Linked DNA regions of Homo sapiens: region 1 is linked to region 2. A link is an interaction called in ENCODE POLR2A ChIA-PET data of the cell type or tissue named here. Cell type or tissue: Panc1. All regions are shown on one strand.

Evidence for each region. ChIA-PET counts read pairs that join two places held together with the same protein. Peaks named below come from ENCODE experiments on the same cell type or tissue, not always from the same donor. Only the 100,000 strongest peaks of a DNase experiment are listed, where the experiment ranks them.
Region 1: POLR2A ChIA-PET joins it to region 2 with 11 read pairs; 2 of 35 experiments call an interaction of 5 or more read pairs at or near these places.

Annotation. Positions count from the first base shown.
Region 1 is chr20:2,833,999-2,836,498 of GRCh38, reverse strand. It overlaps PCED1A (PC-esterase domain containing 1A), which reads left to right. Exons shown (of 8, transcript NM_022760.6): 7 at 185-460; 8 at 790-1,185. The coding sequence ends at 1,037. Among named protein-coding and RNA genes, the nearest start is that of PCED1A, 5.4 kb to the left of the region's middle. In Panc1, no CTCF peak of the experiment used is centred here; no DNase peak of the experiment used is centred here.
Region 2 is chr20:2,523,260-2,525,759 of GRCh38, reverse strand. It overlaps a transcript of ZNF343 not described here. Among named protein-coding and RNA genes, the nearest start is that of TMC2, 12 kb to the left of the region's middle. RefSeq lists a silencer at 946-1,115. In Panc1, a CTCF peak has its summit at 1,200 (motif pointing left); a DNase peak (open chromatin) is centred at 1,279; H3K4me3 peaks cover 1,591 bases; H3K27ac peaks cover 643 bases.

The DNA.
Region 1 (2,500 bases), 310 kb before region 2:
GGAACACACTTTGGGCTTGGCCTGAAATGAGAGGGAATGAGGAAAACTGGGTAGAGGGCAAGGATGCTCCAGCCTGGTGGCTCTGCTCTCCAAGAGGAAGGAATAGAGCTTTAGAAGTGTGGATGGCCAGAGTTCAGGGCAGCCTGGCTCCCAAGCCTACCTAAAACAACCATCCCATTCCTAGACCCGTGGATTGAGGACTGGGCAGAGATGAATCATCCATTCCAGGGAAGCCATAGGCAGACCCCAGACTTCGGGGAGCACCTGGCCTTGCTCCCACCCCCACCTTCTTCTTTGCCTCCTCCCATGCCTTTTCCCTACCCGCTTCCTCAGCCCTCGCCACCTCCCCTCTTCCCACCCCTGCCCCAGGATACCCCTTTTTTCCCAGGCCAGCCCTTCCCACCCCATGAATTCTTCAACTATAATCCAGTGGAGGACTTCTCGATGCCACCCCACTTAGGTAGGTGCTTCTGCAGCTCCCCCACCCTCTTGTACCTCCCCTTACCCAGCCTCCTATGCCTAGGTGAGCTGAGAGGAGTTGGGTAGCTCCTTGTGCCCCTAGCACTGGGTTTGGTCACAGCAGTCCCTGAGTCTGAAACATCATCTGTAGGTTCATTAATCAGCTCACTGGTTGTCACTGTTTCACCGTCTGAAGGTAGGGGAAGGACTATCCCTTTTTTGTAGATAGGGAAACAGAGAAGCTCACCTGGAGGACAAGAGTTGCTTCAAGGCAGAGCTGCACTCACTCTGGCCAGAAGCCTGCTCTTATAATGACTGGTTCTTTTGTAGGATGTGGCCCTGGAGTGAACTTTGTGCCTGGCCCTCTGCCACCTCCAATCCCTGGCCCTAATCCCCATGGTCAGCACTGGGGCCCAGTGGTCCACCGGGGGATGCCACGCTATGTTCCTAACAGCCCCTACCATGTGCGGAGAATGGGGGGGCCCTGCAGGCAGCGGCTCAGACACTCAGAGAGACTGATCCACACATACAAACTGGACAGACGGCCTCCTGCCCATTCGGGGACATGGCCTGGGTAGACTGGATCTTGGGCTGGGACTGGATGTGCCAATGGCCCTTCAGGGCCTGCCTGGCACCTCAGGTACTGGGCTAGGGTGTCTGCTATGCCTGGTATTGTTCTTGTCCATTGCTGTCACCAATAAAGGCATGGAAGAACAGAGTGACAAATTCCTGTGTGCAGTGGGTATCCCAAACCATGATCTTAAGATTGGGGGAGGTTGCCTCTGGGCTTTGTCCAACGTGGGGCCTTTGACCCCACACTATTTAGAAATCATTGAATGTGCCCTCCTGTCTCATACTTAATTCTACCCTCACCAGAACATGTGTATTTAACAGAGATCCTGGAGGGGTCCCCTATTGTCAGCACCTTGGGGAAAAATCAAGGGCTAAGTGGAAATTGTTAATATTTTGTCTGGAATTTTGGGTCTGGCTAGTTCTTACCTATACCTCCCGGTCTCATGCATTCATGTGTATATTCGTTATTCATCTACCTCCAAAGATACGAAGATGCATAAACTTATCTTGCATAATTCTTGGCACATAGTGGACACACAGTAAGTGGTTGGAATGAAACTAGAAGCTCCCAAACCCAAGTGGGAGACGTATTCGAAACTTCTTCTTTTTTTTATTTTTGAGATGGAGTCTCACTCAGGCTGGAGTTCACTCACTGCAACCTCTGTCTCCCGGGTTCAAGCAATTCTCCTGCCTCAGCCTCCCAAGTAGCTGTGACTACAGGCGCACACCACCACACCTAGCTAGTTTTTGTATTTTTAGTAGAGAAGAGATTTCACCATGTTGGCCAGGATGAGGTAGATCTCTTGACCTCGTGATGCGCCCACCTCAGCCTCCCAAAGCGCTGGGATTACAGGGGTGAGCCACTGCGCCCGGCCTCTATTCGAAACTTCTAACTTGATTGATGAGATGTGCAGTGGAAGGAAAGAGAACACAGACCAACCGCTTTGGTGCTGGTGGTGAGACAAAAAAGGAGCTGAGGGAGACAAAATCCAAGGTGGGTGCCAGGATAGGGGTGGTGGTAGAGACACTGTTTTAAGCTCCATGCAGAAGTTGAAAGCAGGGAGGTATAGGATTTCAGCTTTAACAGGTAGTCTTGATCCTAGGTTCATGACTGTACAAAGAACGTCAGTAGTGGAGTGTGAACTAAAATGTGGGGTGGTGTGAGGGATGGAGCATGGCAGTGGACTGATAAGTGATGTGAGGGCAGAAATATAAGGTAACATGAAGACCCCGTAAATAATTTTGAATTAGAATGGATAGAAGAGAAGGATGCAGAATTCTTGTATTAACTTTCCATACTTATTAATGAAATTTTACCTTGTTGAAGGACATAACATCTCACACAAAAGGAGATGGAAATAGCAGACCAGAAAAGTGTTGATCCTTGCTAGCCATCTACTAGACTAAATGCAAATGAAGGGAAGCTAATGAATCAATACACTGGTGCTGGAAACTGACACAGACAATG
Region 2 (2,500 bases):
AATCAGTTGAGCAGCCCACGCTGGTGCTCTGCCTATGGAGTAGCCCTTCTTTATTCCTTTGCTTTCTTAATAAACTTGCTTTCACTTTACTCTATGGAATCGCCTGGAATTTTTGCCCAAGGTCCAAGAACTCTCTCTTGGGGTCTGGATCGGGACCCCTTTCTGGTATCAGTAACACCTTTCTGGTTAATATTCTCAGCCATGTGTGCGCAAGTCCCTCTAAGGCCAGAAGCACGGAGAATGGCTCAGGGTTTGGGGCTTCATCGCCCCTGCGGTCCCCGAACCCTTTCCCCCGACCCCCCGGAGGCCTCGGGGCTGTGCCGAGGGACAGGGGCTCCGGATGCCAGATGCTCTCCATCCTCACCTTCCTATGGAAGCTTGGAAAAGTCAGGTCTCTGAGGCCACTGAAGCTAAAAATTGGGACTTCGGTTTGGGGCGGCAAGCGGGGAGTCAGCCTACGCGGGGTGGCGGGTGCGGAGGGAACGGGGACTCGGCGGCCGGCAGCCTGGGGCGGCACTACGGCGACAGATCGGGACTCGTTCCCTTAAGCGCGAGGTGGGGGCTTAGCCTCTGGTAGGGCGGGTGGGGATTCGGCCGCCGGCGGCGTAGACCATCACTTAGTCTTGGAGCGGAAGGCCGGGTTAGACCTAGGATAAAAAATGCTGAATTCCTTTTCTGGGGGGAAAACTGCGGGATCCGCCTCTGGAGGAAACAGCGGGGCTGAGCCCCTCGGGGAGAGGCGGGGACTAAGCCTCAGGAGCGGGAAGCCGGGAAGCGGGGATTCCATTCGACTCCGGAGAGGGGGACTCCGCTTTCGAATGGAGAGCCGGGACCTTGGCGTCTGGGCCCCGCGGAAGATCGGGAGCCAGCGGGCGCGGTGGCTCACGCCTGTGATCCCAGCACTTTGGGAGGGGGAGTTCGAGACCAGCCTGGGTGACACAGCGAGACTCTCGCTCAAAATAAAAATAGTAAGAGGGAAGGGCCAAGGCAGGGAGGGCGGGCCTGTTGCAGCGCCGGGGCTGGGGTCCGGGCTTCGGGTCGTCCCTGCACCTGGCTTCCTTTCTGAAAGGCCTCCAGATCCTCTGCGAAGGCCCCCTGGGCTCCCCCGGCGGGGCCCGCAGCTCTCCCCCGCGCTGAATCTGAGGAACTGGGCCCGGAAGCTCGCGAGTCTCGGTCCTGGCGGTTCGGGCGGGCGCCCCCTGTTGGCCAAGTTGGGACTTGCCATTGCGGCAAAACCTGCGATTCGGGGCAGGGGCAGGCAGTGGGGGGACAGCCTGGAACCAGAACGCGAAACCCAGCCTCACGGTAAGAAGTGGAGACCTAGTGGACACTAGCAGGTATGTGTGAAAGCAACCTCAAAATCACACGTTCTCTGCCAGGGTAAGCATTTGTTGTGAGTTAGAGCGACTTGAGATGAATTTAAGCAGTATAATTTATCTGTCTCTCTCTGAGGCAGGGTCTCCCTTTGTCCCCCAGGCTGGAGTGCAGTGGTATGATCATGCCTCACTGCAGCCTCGACCTCCCCAGCTCAAGCAGATCCTAAGCCTCCCAAGTAGCTAGGAGCACAGGTGTGTGCTACCATGCCCAGCTAATTTTATTTTGTAGAGAGACAGGGTCTTACTATGTTGCCCAGTCTGGTCTTGAACTCCTGGGCTCAAGGGATCCTCCTGCCTAGGCCTCCCAAAGTGATGGGATTATGGGAGTGGGCCACACCAGCTATCCTAAGCAGTATTTTCAAAGAGGCTCAGAATCACACTTCGATTTTTTTTTTTTTTTTTTTGAGACGGGGTCTCTGTCACCCAGGCTGGAGTGCAGTGGCACGATCTCAGCTCACTGCAACTGTTACCAGAAAGGTGTCCCATCCAGACTCCAAGAGAGGATTCTTGGATCGTGTGTAAGAAAGAAAGAATTCTTAGCCAGGCGTGGTGGTGGGCCCCTGTAATCCCAGCTACTGGGGAGGCTGAGGCAGGAGAATCACGTGAATCCAGGACGCAGAGGTTGCAGTGAGCCAAGATCGCACCATTGCATCCTAGCCCAGGCCAGAGTGCGAGATTCCGTCTCAAAAAAAAAAAAAAAAAAAAAGTACACATAGCTATGGAGTGGGGTTTAGCTGGAAAAGGTGACCTTGCAACTTCAAGTCAACTTCTGGCTCCTCAAACAGTAGGATGGCAGTAAGGCAGGGAAGTTGTTTTCCCATTTCTCACTGAGAAGATTGTGAATATTTCCATATGGATTTTCTATTATAAATGTTACTCTGATTCTTTGTTTTAAAATAAAAATTCTGAATGTAAAAAAAAGAAAAAAAAAGGAAAGAATTCCCTGCGAGTCCATAAAGTGAAGGTAAGTTTATTTAAAAAAAAAAGGAATAAAAGAGTGGCCACTCCATAGGCATAGCAGTGGCATGGGCTGCCGGACTGACTATACTTATAGTTATTTCTTGATTGTATGCTAAACAAGGTGTGGATTATTGATGAGTTTTCTGGAAAAGGGGTGGGCAATT